Regions from separate parts of the Homo sapiens genome. Here region 1 is linked to region 2. The links are chromatin loops, found by intact Hi-C in ENCODE. Cell type or tissue: heart right ventricle. All regions are shown on one strand. Each heading gives the region's core, and the rest is flanking DNA. Links, peaks and the distances in the headings are about the cores only.

Region 1 (7,986 bases), core at 1,128-6,127, 120 kb before region 2:
CAAATCGTAGACATCTAGTAAAATCTGTTGAACTGAACGAACTAACAGCAAGGGAGAATGGACTCAATCTTACCTTACAACAGGTTTCTTTAATGAGAACAATAAATGTGTGCGTTCAGCTCTTCAAAGCACTTTGCCTTATATAGAGGAATCAAAAATAATAAGCCCCTCAAAGCCAAAACACAAAAATGGAATATCCCACCCACGTGCTGGATCTCAATATTTCCAGATTACTTCTGAGGTTGGCAGAGGCTTCGGCGGCCCTACGATGTCCAGCATTTAAAGGTGACTAGGGCATGGGCTGAGGGAGGCTCTGAGACCAGGCAGCCTCACTCACAAGCCCTCCAAAAGGCAATTTGCTTTACAGATCAACTAAAAACGGTGTTCTGAGTGTGGTGGTGGCGGGGGAAAAGACACTACTCTACTTAGTAAAATGAAGAGAATTTAGTTACAAAAAAGATATTTAAGAACCTCTATGGGCATGATCACAAATAAGCTGAGACACCCAGACTAGTTGTATAATTCAGCAAATTAAATATTGTTTTTTTCAGAGGGTGCATGGGGCTCCGCAAGACTGCATTAAGAGACAAACCCTTTAAGAAAAGACTGTCACTTGTGCCTCTTTTCCTGTTGACAGGCTGTTGTCTGAACAATGAATCCTGGAAGCACCTAGGAGAAGGCACCTAGGAGAAACGTCTTAGGGAGTAGTCCCGCGGGTCCGCCCCAGGACAGTAACGCTGTCAGTTTCCCCGCCCTTTGCACCTGTAGTGCAGACGGTACCAAATGCGATGGCTTTGAGACGTCCTCTAGACATCGGAGCCCATCATTTACCACAAAGAACACTGAAGTACTTACTTTAGCAGAACATTTTCCGAAGAAAAATTAACAGGGAGAGGAAATGAAGGACACTAACAAACAGACCCCATCTCTAGAGTCTGAGATCAAACCCAAGTCCGATGGAGCCCGGGCATCTGGTGGAGGAAAGCGGGCAGGCATAGCCCCAATCCTGGTCCTCAACAAGATATTTCTGTGAATGAATCCCTCTGCTCCCTGGAGGAGGGCACATTACATATCCCTTTCCTAAATCAGAACTGAAGCAATTTGCCCATCATTCGCACACCTCGACAGGGAAAGGCAGGATTCCAGTGTCTCATCAGACCCGGGAAGAGGGGAAGGGTCGCTGGCGCAGTTACCTACTGGGTTTCCGGGAGCTAGGGAAAACGCCCCTGGGAAACGCAAGTGTTCAGCGCCACATAAAACTTCCCCGGATTTAGGGCCACCCTAAGACGGGCGAAAAGACTCTCCAGCGCCTTAGCAGGTGCAAAGCCAGCTGTCAGTGTGCGCATGGCGAGTCCCCGTTCCCGAGAAGGGACGCAAATGACCCTAGAAAATCAGACAGGAGCAAAACAAACCCAAGAATGACCCTCCACACACCACAAAGGCAAAAGCAAACAGAAGGCACCTAGACACACTCTGCAAAGTGTAGAACTGTCTACACTTGCATGGAGGAATCCACCTTGCAGAGCGAGGGTAGACCTTCCCGGTTCCCAGTGTCTGGGACCGAGGCAGGTCAACACGGGGCCAAGGACATTGCACTCAGGGCCCCTCGCGGCTCCTCCTGCAGCCCGTGGAGTCACCCCAAGACTCGGAGAGCCGGGCTGCGATTGCTTCTCGGGACAGTAAGGACACCTCAAAAGGGATAGATTTGGGGGTGTTTCTCAGAAAGGAGCCACATCTCCGGGAGCCCAGATCTCGGGGGAGAGTCTGGGAGGCGGCTCGCCTCCAGGACCCGAGGCCGCCCCAGGCAAGGAGTGGGGCGCTCTCCGCGTAGGGCAAGTTCACCCCCAGAGCTCGGGACCCTGCAAGTTTCCCTCACTGACCTGCAGGTCAGGACACGCGACTTCCCCGGCAGGTCTCCTGCGCTAGCGGTGGGGCGGTGCTCCGGTCTGGACGATACGCGCCCGCGAAGCCGTCCTCGGGAATGTTGGGCGCAGCGGCGCGGCGCGCAGTCTGGGCGCACGGCGGACAGCAGGCGCAGCGGGAGTGGATCCGGGCTGCCGGCCCCGCACAGCCCGCGCGTCGTCCCTCCGCCCCTCCTGGCCGCACAACCAATGGCCGCGAGCGGGTCCCACTCCTCACCGCCCCCTAGTCTCGGCTCTAGCGGGCGCTTGGCTCTAGGACGGCGCCCAGCTCGGGCGAGGGAGGAGCTTGCGCCACCATTGGAAAATCTCGGAGGACGAGGAGGCGTTGCGCAGGGAGCCCATCTGGGGAAGGCAGGTGTAGTGGGTGAACTTTTTTGTGTGTCGGGGGGAGGAGGGGGGAGTGGGGAGGAGGGCAGTTTTTTTAGGGCTCAGGGGCCTTTCTCTGCAGATGAAAGCATCCACTTCTTGCCAACTTTCTCCTCCTCTTACATCTTTTATGAGTTCCTCGCAGCCCCCACCCAAAACAACTACTCTGGGTGCATCATCGCAAGCCCAGCTCTGACTGAGTTGCGTGGGGCATGGCCTCATCCTGTGATGAGCTTAACCACAGACAGCCCTTGCTCAGCCTTCGCCGCGTGCGCCTCTGAATCCTATACCAAATCATTAAATGAGTCGAATAGGATTGGAGTTTCTGTCATTGCCAGGGAGACAGTCAGTCATGAGTCCCTACTAGGGAACTGGCGTAGAGAGTCATATATCGTAACAGAACTCCGGAAAAGGAGGCTTTAACTGATCCGACCAACTTCAGTTACCAGTCAGTGCTGCTACCTTGACCAGAAGACTCTCTCTCTGTATTCCTGTTTTTCAGCTGGAAAATGAGAGACTTCGATCACTTGGTGGCTGCGGTCTGTTTCACTCTGACATTCAACAATATTGTTGCTCTGTGGCCTGTAAAGGGCTGAACTCCTGGGAAGTGTTGGTGTGGCTACCTGTTCCTTGAGCCCCTACTCCATCTGGTTCTGCTGTCTTCACCGTGAGACCTATTAGTGGCCAGAAAAGCAAATCATGCACAATACAGAATCAGGCCACCCAAGTCTCAGTGACCACCAACACATGCACGTATACTGCCACCCACCAGGGCCCGGCTCCTAGGAGCCTGCTACTTCCACCCATGTTCAATTGTTCTCCACGTAGAGATAGGCAGGGGCACCTGGCTTAACTCTGAAGCTCCGTGGTACATAAGTAAAGGCTCTCTGTCTCTCCCCTTCCTTCTCTAGGGCAATTGTGGGTGGGTGTGAATCTCTCTTATGTGGATCCTTCTGTGCCTGATGTAAAATGCAGGAGGATGGAATGAGCTGTGTTGTCAAGAGGGCAGATTCAGAGAACCACTTCCCTCCGGGCACACTTGGATTGGCTTCCTGAATTTCACCTGTTCATGTGCCATTCTCATGAGTTACCTTACATCCATCTACAGTCTGCTCCATTATGCACTTAGTAAATTTTACCTTAGATTTTTACTTGGCTTCATCGTAAGCAATAATATCTATGAAATTATTGGTTTGTGAGATACCAGTTGTATTTAATATTTTAATGCACAATGAAATGAAGGCATAAGTCTTCCATGCTAAAATCATTCTGAATATCACTGGTTGTTCTCACAACTCACTTTTTGAAACACTAAGGTGTATGGGGGGGCAGTTAGAACTGTTGACCTTCAAAACAGTGGTCCTCAAAATTTCTTTGTGCATAAGATTCCTAGGCCCCAACCCTATTGTCTGGTTCATTCATACTCTACATGTTTGTTTGTTTGTTTTGTCTCTCCCCTTCCTTCTCCAGGGCAATTGTGGGTGGGTGTGAATCTTTTCTATGTGGATCCTTCTGTGCCTGATGTGATCCTTCTGTGAGGAGTCTTGCTCTGTCGCCCAGGCTGGAGTGCAGTGGTATGATCTCGGCTCACTGTAATCTCCACCTCCCTGGTTCAAGCAATTATCCTGCTTCAGCCTCCCAAGTAGTTGGGATTACAGGTGCCCACCATCACGCCCAGCTAATTTTTGTATTTTTAGTAGAAACGGGGTTTCTCAATATTGGCCAGGCTGGTCTTGAACTCCTGACCTAAGGTGATTGGCATGCCTTGGCCTCCCAAAATGCTGGGATTATAGGCATGAGCCACCGTGCCCGGCTCATACTCTACATGATTCTAATACAGTTTGTCTATTGAGAAACCCTGCCAACATCCTGCAGTTGTCAGAGAGGGGAAAAGAACTGTTGATTGCTGGGCAGTCTTTTTATTTAGACTGGTATAGCAGTTTTCTTTTCCTTGTCTTACCTTTGGTGACAAGGTAAGGTAAGCTTTCTTTCCCTCGGTGTCTATTTTATAAGAGGGTGGATTCAGAGAACTACTTCCTTCCAGGCACACTTGGATTGGCTTCCTGAATTTCACCTGTTCATGTGCCACTCTCATGAGTTACCTTACATCCATCTACAGTCTGCTCCATTATGCACTTAGCAAATTTTACTAAGTGCTTTATAAAGCTTTTCTTGACATTTCCTAAACTTAGTTTCCTAGTTTAGTTCCTAAGTTTCCTAGTTTCTTAGTTCCCATAGTTTCCTGGAGTTAACAAATGACCGGAAACTGGGTGGCTTAAAATAACGGAAATGTATTCTATCTCAGATCTGGAGTCCAGAAATGAAATTGTTGGTTGATTCCTTCTGGAAGCTCTAAGAGAATCCAATACAGAAGTCCCCGCATTGTTCATGGGGTATGTGTTCCAAGGTCCCCAGTAGATGCTTAGAACCACAGATAGTAGTGAGCCCAGTTCTGTTCATCAGAACACATTTCTGTTCATGTCTTCCACCTGCAAGCTTAATGCCCTTTTCATCTTAACTAAGCTCTTATCCCATGCTGTATATGAGAGGCTGTAACTTTTGCAGTTTGAAGTGTGACAGCAAAACTGCACAACTTTCTTTTCCCTTCTTCACAATTTCACGAATAGAAGATTCCTTCTTACTGTAGATCTAAGCAACCTCAGCCTGTGTGTTTTTTCTTTCCTTATTAAGAATTTTCACCTTTTCACTCAAAGGAAGCACTTTACAGTTTTTCTTTGGCATACCCGACTTGCCAGTATCACTACTCTTGTATTTTGAGGCCATTACAAAGTCAAATAAACTTTTCTTGAAGACAAACAGTGTGATTCCATGACAGCCAATTTGATAACCAAGATGACTACTAAGTGGCTAATGGGTGGGGAGCTTAGACACTGTGCATACACCATTATATCCACAGGAGGTATCCATACTGGACAAAGATGATTCATATTTCGAGCGGGATGAAGCAGGACAGTGCGAGATTTCATTACACTACTCAGAATGGTAGCGACTTAAAACTTATGAATTGTTTATTTCTGGGATTTTCCATTGAATATTTTCAGATCACAGACCTGTTACCTGAAACCGTGGAAAGTGAAATCTCAGATAAAAGGGGGACTACTGGGCATGCCTTTTTCTCAGCATTCAGAAATGTTTGGTGTTCCTTGGCTTGTAGGTAGATGCATTGCTGCAGTCCCTGCTTCTGACTTCAAATCATCTCCCTGATATGTTTCTTCTTCCCTTCTTTTCTAAGGACACTTTCATTGGATTTAGGGCCCACCATAATCCAGAATGATCTTATCTTGAGACTCTCAATTAAATTACGTCTGCAAAGACTGTTTTTTCCAAATAAGGTCACATTGACAGGTTCTAGATGTACATATATTTTGGGGGAGGCACCATTCAACCCACTACAGTTAGTATCAGTGATTGCCCAACCCCTCTGCTTTTGTGTGAGGGTGTCCTACCTCCTCAGGGTGACATTGGGTAAACTCTAGTGATTTTAGGCTTTTGGGTAGCTGCCAAAGTCAACAGGGCCACTTTGCACTTCTCAAAAAAAAAAAAATACTGGCCATTTAAAAATGACACAGGGAAAACATGTAAATGTGTTTTGTGGTCTTACTTTGTAAACTCAGTGGTTCTGTAATTCTTCTTTCTCTTTATCTTTTTGGCTTAGGGTAGGGTGCCTTGATAACATCCTCTGTTTGATCTGGTACAAAACTCCTTTATTGCCTCTGTATTAGTCTGTTCTCATGCTGCTAATAAAGACACACCCAAGACTTGGTAATTTATAAAGGAAAGAGGCTTAATTGACTCACAGTTCCACATGGCTGGGGAAACCTCACAATCATAGTGGAAGGCAAGGAGGTGAAAAGTCACGTCTTACACGGTGGCAAGCAAGAGAGAGCTTGTGCAGGGGAACTCCCATTTATAAAACCATCAGATCTTATGAAACTTATTCACTACCAGAGAACAGTGTGGGGGAAACCACCTTCATGACTGAATTATCTCCACCTCGCCTTGACACATGGGGATTATTACAATTCAAGATCAGATTTGGGTGGGGACACAGTCAAACAATATCAGCCTCCAAGTACAGTGAAGAATTTGGGAAGCTAGCTTGATATGGGAAACAAAGCCTTTGTTCTCTTTATCTTAAAAAATTTCACATATAAGATATCTAGAACATTTTACTTGACAAATTTACTTACATAGGACGTCTTCATAGGTAGGACAGGTACCACTCAAAGGCCTGGGAATTTACAGGCAAGGTTTGGAGACATAACTTTTAGGGAACACAATGATTATTCTCCTCCCCTTCAGTCTTATTCAGGGAGAAATGGGTTGTGAAAAAATGGTGTGGAATTTGGAATCAGATGGAGAGTCATTACATTCTGATGCTATCGTTTACTCTCTGTGTGAATTAAGCCAAACACTTAACCTCTCAGCCTCATTTTCCTGATCTATAAAATGAAAATAGTGTCTGCTTTATTAAATGGTTGTTGAGTGCTAAATACGTGTGCACACGCGTGCATGCACACACACACACACATGCACACACAAGAGTTCCAAACAGTTGTCTGCTATCTGGTAAGTGCTCAAAAATACTAGCTCCATCTTTCCTTCCTTGCAGCCATGCTCTGAAAGCAACATTCAGAAGTACTTTTACTAATTTTCTTCTAGGTTATCAGGAAACTTTTTAAATGTTCTACCGTGGTTACTGCATGGACTAACTTGTCTCTCACTTTCCTTTATTCCTTCATCTCAGCTTCCTTTTGATGTTGCCTTTCCAAACTTTATCTTCTCTCTCATGCTCACTCTCTTTTCTTTCAAGCAAGCCTCTTATTCCATCAGCCACAATATCAGAGACCTGTGTTCTGTAAAGGAACTCTGAGAAAATAACTCTGTTCATTTTCTGAGCATCTCTTCAATCCTTTCAATAAATTCCTTTTTTGTTGTTGTTTAAACCAGCCAAAACAGTTTTTATTGCTCACAACTAAGAATACTTTGGCTGAGGCCTGATATAAAGGCTGTACTTCAACAAGAAGAATGCTAATTAACTGATCCAGGTAACTTCTCCATCTAGGGCATTTGAACTGGAATATTAGAATGGGTCAATTAGAATCCATAACAGAAGCAAAAAACGTACACCTAGAAACTAAGAGAAAGGAGAAGAGATGTGTAGGTTAAAATTATGAGTAAGCAGAAGTTATGAATAAGCAGAAGTTATGAGCTAGCAGAAATCAAAATACATGCAGAGGAGAGGGAGTGGTGGTTGGCTGATAGTGGCAGGCAAGTTGAAGCCAAGAGGAACATGAAGGCAAGGGAATGAATGAACCCCTCTTTTCAGGGGACTCCGTGCTAACATATTCACTAGATCTGCCTTGAATCCTGAACTCTTTTCCAATTTCTAAACTACATTTCAGTTTCTATAAAGTTGAATAACCCTGGCTATTCATGTGCTCCCCTGAAATTCCAGTTGCTCTTATTTTGATGTGTATCCTTACCATAGCTCCCCTATTATCTGAGGTAACCTGGCAAAAATCTATTTTTTTTTTGTGACCAAAAGATTCCAAGGATTGCAGTGATGTTTTGACTAGGACCCAGTAAATAGCTGTCAAATAGAGTCACTCAAAAGTCACTGATCCGCCTTTTCCAAGATGTCCCTTTCTCTTCTTATCTTACTTGAAATTCCAAG
Region 2 (7,986 bases), core at 1,515-6,514:
GAAGAAGGTGGACAACAAATAGCATCTGGGTTTCAGTCTCTGCCCTGCCATTAACTGGGTGCGGCTCTGGATGGTCTCCGTTCTCTGGACTTCAGTTGCTTTGCTATAAAGGAAAGGGTTTGGATTATGTTATTTCTAACTTCCTTCTAAACGCTAACACTCTGGATGACTACAGAGTACATTGGGGTTTGCAATTGACAGAAACAAAAGAAGACTTGAGTCTTTGAGTTACAGGGTTGAGACAGGCATCTCATCTCAGCATTGCTGTCCAGGGTGGCTTAGTCTAAGGTGCTGTGTCATTCTCAGGAATATCTCTGATGTGTATTTTAAAGTCTTACAAGATCTTTGAACCAAAGGCTGGCAGATTTCTGCTCTTTCCATTTATGGGAAAATGACAGGAAAGTGTTTGTGTTGTGTGGATGGTTTCCGGTGCCCTCATCAATGTCTGGCTTTAAGGCTGGGTCAATACCACTTTGTTTTCCTTCAGTAAGTGCCTTAAAACTCTCAATGCCAGGAACAGCAACCAATCTTTATTAATTAGCCCTTATTCTCTGAAAAGATGCCTTCCATCACATTTAGAAGGAGAACTTAGTCCTATCCTTGGCACCAATTTCTAGAATCCTGCCCTTCACATTTGTTCTTTTTAATGACTTCGTATCCACGCCTTCTGGGCTATTCATTTGTTCTTAGGTCTGAGGGGCCGGCCTTAGATGACCAGCTCGTGAGAATACTTAGAAATGTACTTCTTGCTTGGCTCTGAGAAAACTAGACCTGATTTGCTTTGGGTTTTTTTTTTTTTTTTTTTTTTTTTTTTGCATAAAAGGTAGCAACTGAGGATTTGATTCCAACCTTCTGCCAAAATCTATATCCTCAAGTAGCTTATCAGGGATAAAATTAACTATAACTGAGGCAGAAAGTGAGTTTGCTCTCTCCTGATGTTAGCACCCTGCAAAGAGTTAATAGAACATGATTCTTAAAAAATTACCCACCAAAGCAAGGGAGAATCCATAATAACTCACACTGATTATTTACTATGTGCCACCAACTGATCTAATTGTTTTCTGTACATTAACCAATTTATATATGAACACCTTATAAAGTAAATATTATTATTATTACTATTCCATTTTATAAATGAGGCTAAGCCGGGCTAAGTATATAGTTAGTAAATGTCAGAGCCAAGATTCCCAAGGAGACTCTCTGGCTTTACAGCGCACAATCCAGACCCCAGGCTATATTGTCTCTCAAGTTTCCCCTTGATGTGTGATTCCATATATCTGGCATTACTAGTTCTATTTCTATCTTCCCCTAGACTATAAGCTCCATGAGGACAGGGCCTTGTCTGCTTCACTCACTTAAACTATCCTTAAAACTAGCGCCATGTCTAGCTTATACTGTGTCTATAAATATTTGTTGAGTGTAATGGAAAATGACTTCTTTCCCCAATTCTCAGAACTGAGCAAATGCATGCAAAATAGTTGCTGGGTTCAGAGTGGAACAACTGAATGAGGGTGTGTCAGGAATTCTCTCCTGCCATCGCTGAAGCTCCCTGGTGGTGAGTGCAGCCACATTCATCATTGTTATACTCACAGAGGCTACTTAAGAAAAATTCCCAAAGGCCTGAACCTTCCCCCATTAATCCCACACTCACACTCACTTCTTTTCACTTAAAAAACCATGAAAATCTCCCTTGACAAACAGAGTCCACTGGCCTTTGGCCTTTTTGTGGGGAGTCAAGAAGCACAGCTGATGCAGGGAATTCTGCCTGCACCCTCTGCACCCTCCTGGCTTCCTTCTCCCACCCAGGCTCAGTGCAGCCACAGGGATCGGGTCTAGGCAGTCCTCCCAGGCTTATTACAAATCTTCTTTGGTTCACACTCACATTCCCAGGGGACCTTAAAAGCAAAGAAGTAGAGTTACTCGGAATCAGCTGAAACCTGTCAAGCCTCCAGGCCAGCTGGAGCAGACCAGTCCCAGGGGATGGTAACCTAGCAACCGTTCAGGTCCCACAGGCCTCCGACTGCAGCACCTTCTTGGAGTTACCGGACCCCATTTGCACCGCAGCCTAAAAAGGGTTGAAGAGGTATTGAGACTGGAGATGGTCCTGGATATGAGGTGCATGTGATGCACACACACGTGCATGTGTGTTTGTTTATATCTAGGGGAAGATAGAAATAGAACACACACACATGTATGTGTATCCCCTGTTTATACTGTTTGTAGGGAGAGGGGATGGAGTAAAAAAAGATGTGGGGATCTTGCCTGTTAAACCAGCTTTGATGTCTCTCAACTGAAATCCGCTGGTGACTGCAAGCCCTAAAAGTGAGCTAGACATTGCTTCAGAAAATGCCAGGAGAGCCATCCCAGTAGGGCAGTATTAGCTTCATAGCAGCAGCAGTATCTAAGTGGAGCTTCTAAGAGCTAAGAATAGCTATTGTTTATTGAGTGCCTGTTCTGTGCTGTGAATAGTGCTAAGCACTAACAAATATTGGTGTGGATTGAGTTGGCTGACTATGAAATAGTCAGGTATTATTCATGCCGTTGTTACAGATGATGAAACTGAGGCCCAGAGCAGTTGGGTAATTTGCCCTGAGTCACACAGCTGGTGAGAGATCCTGGTACAGGCTCCACCAACAACCAACAGCACAGTCTGGGTAGACCTTGGCTTCCTCCCCCATTGAGGAGGAGAATAATGCCAGCCTTGCCTGTTTTGATGGCATCCAAGGAGAAAAGTGATGTGAACATGCTCTGAAAAGGACCAAGGGGTGGATTTAAGGTGATTCTAGGAAAATTCTTTCCCCTGTTTGTACTGTAAGATACTTGGGGGAAAATGTCTCACTTGATTTGTCTGTGTCGTCAGAGGTAGTACATATAAAGCTCTTAGAAAATAACGCATTGAATGAACAAATGAATCAACACATGACAAATAAACTTTTAGGTGTGGTCACCAAGTGCCGCCTCCCAGAAAAAAATCTCAAACTATTTTAAAATTGCTTTTCTCCAAGCCCCTGGGAAATGCAGTGTTTCTATATAGCCTCTGAGAAAACCTTACCACCTGCAGGTGTGAATCTAAGATGCAATCTTTCTGATTTTCTGGGAAGAGCTGTGTGTTTGCTCACGTGGAAATGTGCAAAGGTAAGAAGAGCAAATATTTCATTTGACAGGAGCCAAAATAGGATAATAGCGCCAACAGTTTTTTAAATGAAGTCCTAATTATGGCTCATAGTCTCACTTATGATGAGAATATTTTTGAGGTTCATATATATTCATATAGATCGATTAGATGATAGTTGATGATAGGTAGACAGACATTTGCATATACTATTTTTAAACATCAATCAGGACAACCATGCATGGGGGAGGAGAAGTATTAAAACCGGACACATGGAGTAATGCGGAAAAAGTGGGGAAGGCAGCTTTGTGTTCAGTCCCATGATGGGCCCACCTTGTCTCTACCTGCCATAGTCTGCCTGATAGGAAGTGCTGCGGTGGCCACAGCTGGAGCCGCCTAGGGATGTGTGGCTGCCAACAGCCAACAGCAACAGGCACTTGGTTCGTGCTGATGGCCAACTCGATCCACACCAAATGTTTGGCAAATGAAGCGTGGAGTGGAAATCTGCCAATTTAAATGACACAGTGCTCGGTGTATGCTGTTCCCTTTGAATCTCAGTGTAATAACTATGGCTCTACACCTTCTATTGCCTTTCGCTTAATCTGATATGGTAGGAACCTGGGGCCGGGGCAGGGGGAGATATATCCAGTCAGCTCCTGATGAAGGCAGCTCTCGATGTCAGTGGGTAATTTGAAAACTAGAGATAAACTTTAGGCTGGCTTGGGATTGAGGAATAATGCTGGAAGGAGAGCCACATGCCCCTGACCTTAAGGAGGATCCAGCAGATGGACATGGAAGAGTGATCCTCACCATCCGGGTAATCCATGTGCAGAAAATTGGTAGTCAACTGTCCACTCTTTGAAAAATAGCATATGTTACGGCCACCCAATATCATTCATGACCAAAACCTGTTAGAGTTTGTAAACAGCCTGGAAGAACAATGAGAAAAACCTTAATTGGAGATCTATTTGTGCTTCCCTTATGAAAGCAAATGAATGATGTGTTAATGGAGGGTCTTGGGACTCATTTACAAGCTTTGGCACCTGTAAGTGCTGTCTCAGGCAGCCTCTACAGAAGGACAAGTATCAGCATTTTAAAGTAATCGAGGACATTTTCATATGCGTGTGACCCTTGCTGTCCCCAATTCTATTTACAGTGAACACTTTACATGAAAACAGATGAACAAATAAAATGATTGGGAGATGATTAGCTTTGAAGCATGAAGTGTAAACAGTCTTGGTTTCGCACACATGCTAATTGCTTTCCACTGATCCCTCACAGAGAAAGGACCTATAGGTTGGAACAATTATTGCTGGAGTAGCTGGTGCGATTATGTATGTGAAGTGTATTATACACTGTAAAGTGATGTACAAATGTGAGTGGTTGTTTATAGCAAGAATAGACATGATTCTATACACCCCTTCCCTCCTGGATCTCTTCTCTCTCTGCAATTGCACAGCTTTTAACTACAATACAAATGCACGTGTGTCAGCCTCCCTAGATAATGAGAGGGAAGTTATTCTCTACCTGTCACTTTTCTCTCTCTGGCCCTCATCTATTCTGTATAGTTCTCTCCTTCTCCCCGTAAGGGCATAGAACTCACAGGCTTTCCTGTGGCATTTCAGAAGTCTTCCAGCCCCACAGCAGGCCCTCCCAAACCCACCCTCTCCTGCCCTTCTGCCAAATTTACATCTTATTTGTGACAGCTTTTCTGGATCGGACCCTTAATTAATTGCATTCTTGCTGACCAGTGGCAAAGATGAGACTGCAGACTCCATAAAGACATTATGTTTTCTTTGCACGTCTGCTTTGCAGTAGAGTAACATTTAGGGGCCTGTTGCACACAGGATGATTGGGAGGGCAGAAGACAAGAGCAGGCTCTGGCCAGGCATAAGAGAGCAGATTTTGACTTGACTTCCTTGGGATTGTTTGCTGCTTGAGTGTCAGGCTAAGTTGTCACCTGGCTGTAGTCCCTGGCTTTTCATTCAGTATTGCCATTTCCTGGCTGCTGAAACTGGGCAAGTATTTGATATTTTTGAATATGTTTTCTAATTTATAAAATAGAAATGATAAATAGTGCCTGACTCATAGGATTGCTCTGAGATTAAATGAAATATTTATCAAGTGCTTGGACATTACCTGACATGTACTAAGTACTCCGTAAATGCTAGCAATCATGGCCCAGCCTGTTATTATCTTGCATATGAGTATGCAGTCTACCATTTTGCTGGACTTCTGAGCTTCGGTCCCAAAGATTACCCTGGGACCCAAGGAGGAGCATCTTAGAACCAGGACCCACAGGACCCCAAAATGATGCTCTGAGGCATCAGAGAAACATGAGGCTATCACCTTCAACAGACTATACCAGACGGTCCATGGAAGTCCCGTAAGTAAGCACCATTTTCACGTGTTCCATATTCATCCCCAAAACCTTCCCTAGAAGTTTCAAGAGAGCCTCTTTCCCAAATAAACTGAGCCAGAAGCTTCTTCTGAGCAAAACTGATTGGCAGCCTGAATGATTGCAAGTTCATGTCTAACATGGTAGAGCATCCTGGGCTATTTATAGAACAGGTTTTATTTGACTAAATCTGAGCTTTCATCTTCCTCAAAGAGATGAGGATAAATCTTTAAAAATAAATAAGTAAATAAAAGGTAAGGGAAGGGGGAAATGTAAAAAAATAAAAAGGAAGTCATTCTCAGGGCTACTGGAAGTGGGCAAAGGGCAAGAATGTCTCAACATGTTTTGAAGATAGTCATATCTTTTCTGCATCTTTTCTGGCATGTTTTCTGCCTTTTTTGACAAACCCTTCAGCAGAACTCTGACCCAGCATTTCTCCCAAGCCTCTACCCACTGGTTGGCAAGAACACCTTTAACTAAGTTTCCAATCCAGCATTTCTCCCAAGCCTCTGCCTGCTGGTGAGCAAGAACACCTTTAACTAACTTTCCCATCGGTTTAAACTCATTCAATTCATTGTGTGTATCTATGCATCCCTTTAGCTAGTCTGCAGATACTTTAGGGAAAAAATGCCAAATCCCTTAGATAGCCCACTTCCTGCCTTCTTCTGCATCTCTCCCTAGGGTAGACTCCCATTTTTGGAGGAGAGGGGATCTTACTCCTTCTCACATCACAGGGCAAAGAGACTCCCTGGCCTTACACAGTCCTTGAAGGTGTGCAAGCTGTTGTCCCCTGTCACCAGAGTGATGTTCCTATTGCTATGGGTCCTGCTGGCCCCAAAGTCTAGCCGATTTAAGCCATGACTTGGTCTCTTCTGGGTTGCTCTAGGCCAAGAAACACTCATGGGATGAAGTGGCCTCTCCTTGACTCTGCCTATCTGCAGACCCCTGAGCGTCTGCTGCATCTTTGGTCAGACTCTGCTACAGGGCTTCCTTGCCTGCCATGGTAGACTGATTGACAAGTCCCCCGGCCATCAATTCAGCATCCACAGCCCATGGGCACTGACAGCAGCCCAGAAAGCTAAACCCAAGGGATCCACTCTGTCTGACTCTGCGGCTTTGCCCAAGGTTGTTGTAGGTAGTAGAATATCTTAAATGATCATCAGTTCCTGAGTTGTCAGTGTCAGCATTGCTCATATAACACATCTACCTCTCTCTCACATCTAAGTAGGTTCCGTGTCATCAGCTGTCAGGTCTTCTGGTTTTGGTATCAAAGACAAAGGGGTTATCTCAGAGGAAAATCCACAATTTTGAGTCTTTGGTGCATGGCTTCTCTTACTGAAGGTGGGTGGGAGTGAATGTGTAAAGACAGGTATGAAATTCCCTATCCCTACAGTTACCTGATTTTCAGTGTTATTGCTCTGTTGCCGAATCTTAACTTGCATGGGAGAAGTTAAATATTATGTCCAGCTTTCTCTCTGCAATCTTCTGTAATATTTTTCAAACCCCTCCCCAACCCTGCATACAGATACGTTGAGCCAACCAGGACCAAGGTAAAGAACTCACGTAGGTAAAAAGAAAGCCCATTAATGGATTTTAAATAACATCCCTGTTACATATATAACTCCCATTCCCACTCCATTTTGTATGTTCCGTATTTGTTTCCAGACTCTTTCCTAAATACTTCAAAAGAAAGAATTATTTATTTATTTATTATTTATTTGAGACAAGGTCTCACTCTGTCACCCAGGCTGAAGTGCTAAATACTTCAAAAGAGCCTCTTTCCCAAATAAACGCAGCCAGAGGCTGAGCACCCATTTCACGTTGATGAAAATTTCTGTGTGCCATGCACATTCACCATACACACTACATCCATAGCCAAGCTCCAAAATCCTTTGTCTTTTTTTCTGGACAAGATTGGTGCTTTGCAAGCAGAGGGGGGAAGCTCATAAATGGCCCAATGCTATAAAATAAGGCAAATAAATGTTCACCTACTATTCATTATACACAGAGAATTTTGAAAGGAACAAGTGTTAGATTTGATCTAAATAAATTACATTGATCAAACAAATTAAGAACAAAGAGGTTTCCTTGCAGCAGGAGAGGCTGCAGAGCAGGTTTGTAAGCTCTCAGTTTGGGATGGAGCTGAGTGCTTTAGATATATGGGGCTCTTCCTTCAGCATGTGTCAATCTGGGTTTTAACTGTTGTTAAGTTAAAGTTTATTAAGTTAAGAAGCATCAGCAATACCCAAGAAAGCATGAAGGTTCCAGCAGCTATGTTCAACCCATGAAAAACAGAAGCAATTTGAAAGATGGAGCTCATTTTCACAAGCAAAGCAAAGGGAAAAGCCAGTGAAGCATGGAGCCACAGAGCTAGCTGAGAGAATGGAGGTAAGGGCTGCTCCTGCAGATCCCTGTTTGCTAACAGACAGCCTAGGCCAGCGACACAGGAGCTTTCGCTGGCTGTCAGATCATTTTC

The links. Hi-C counts contacts between places; a loop is a spot of excess contacts. Peaks named below come from ENCODE experiments on the same cell type or tissue, not always from the same donor. Only the 100,000 strongest peaks of a DNase experiment are listed, where the experiment ranks them.
Region 1: a loop joins it to region 2, with 4 times the contacts of the local background. A loop is called at or near these places in 2 of 110 quality-filtered maps.

The regions. Positions count from the first base shown.
Region 1 is chr13:36,668,079-36,676,064 of GRCh38, reverse strand. SERTM1 (serine rich and transmembrane domain containing 1) reads right to left here and starts at 2,045. Exons shown (of 2, transcript NM_203451.3): 1 at 1,881-2,045. It overlaps LOC102723490 (a long non-coding RNA gene), which reads left to right. Exons shown (of 7, transcript XR_001749825.2): 7 at 638-720. In heart right ventricle, for the core only: no CTCF peak of the experiment used is centred there; no DNase peak of the experiment used is centred there; H3K4me3 peaks cover 1,311 bases; H3K27me3 peaks cover 2,285 bases.
Region 2 is chr13:36,543,923-36,551,908 of GRCh38, reverse strand. No RefSeq gene overlaps it. Among named protein-coding and RNA genes, the nearest start is that of CCNA1, 120 kb to the right of the region's middle. In heart right ventricle, for the core only: no CTCF peak of the experiment used is centred there; no DNase peak of the experiment used is centred there.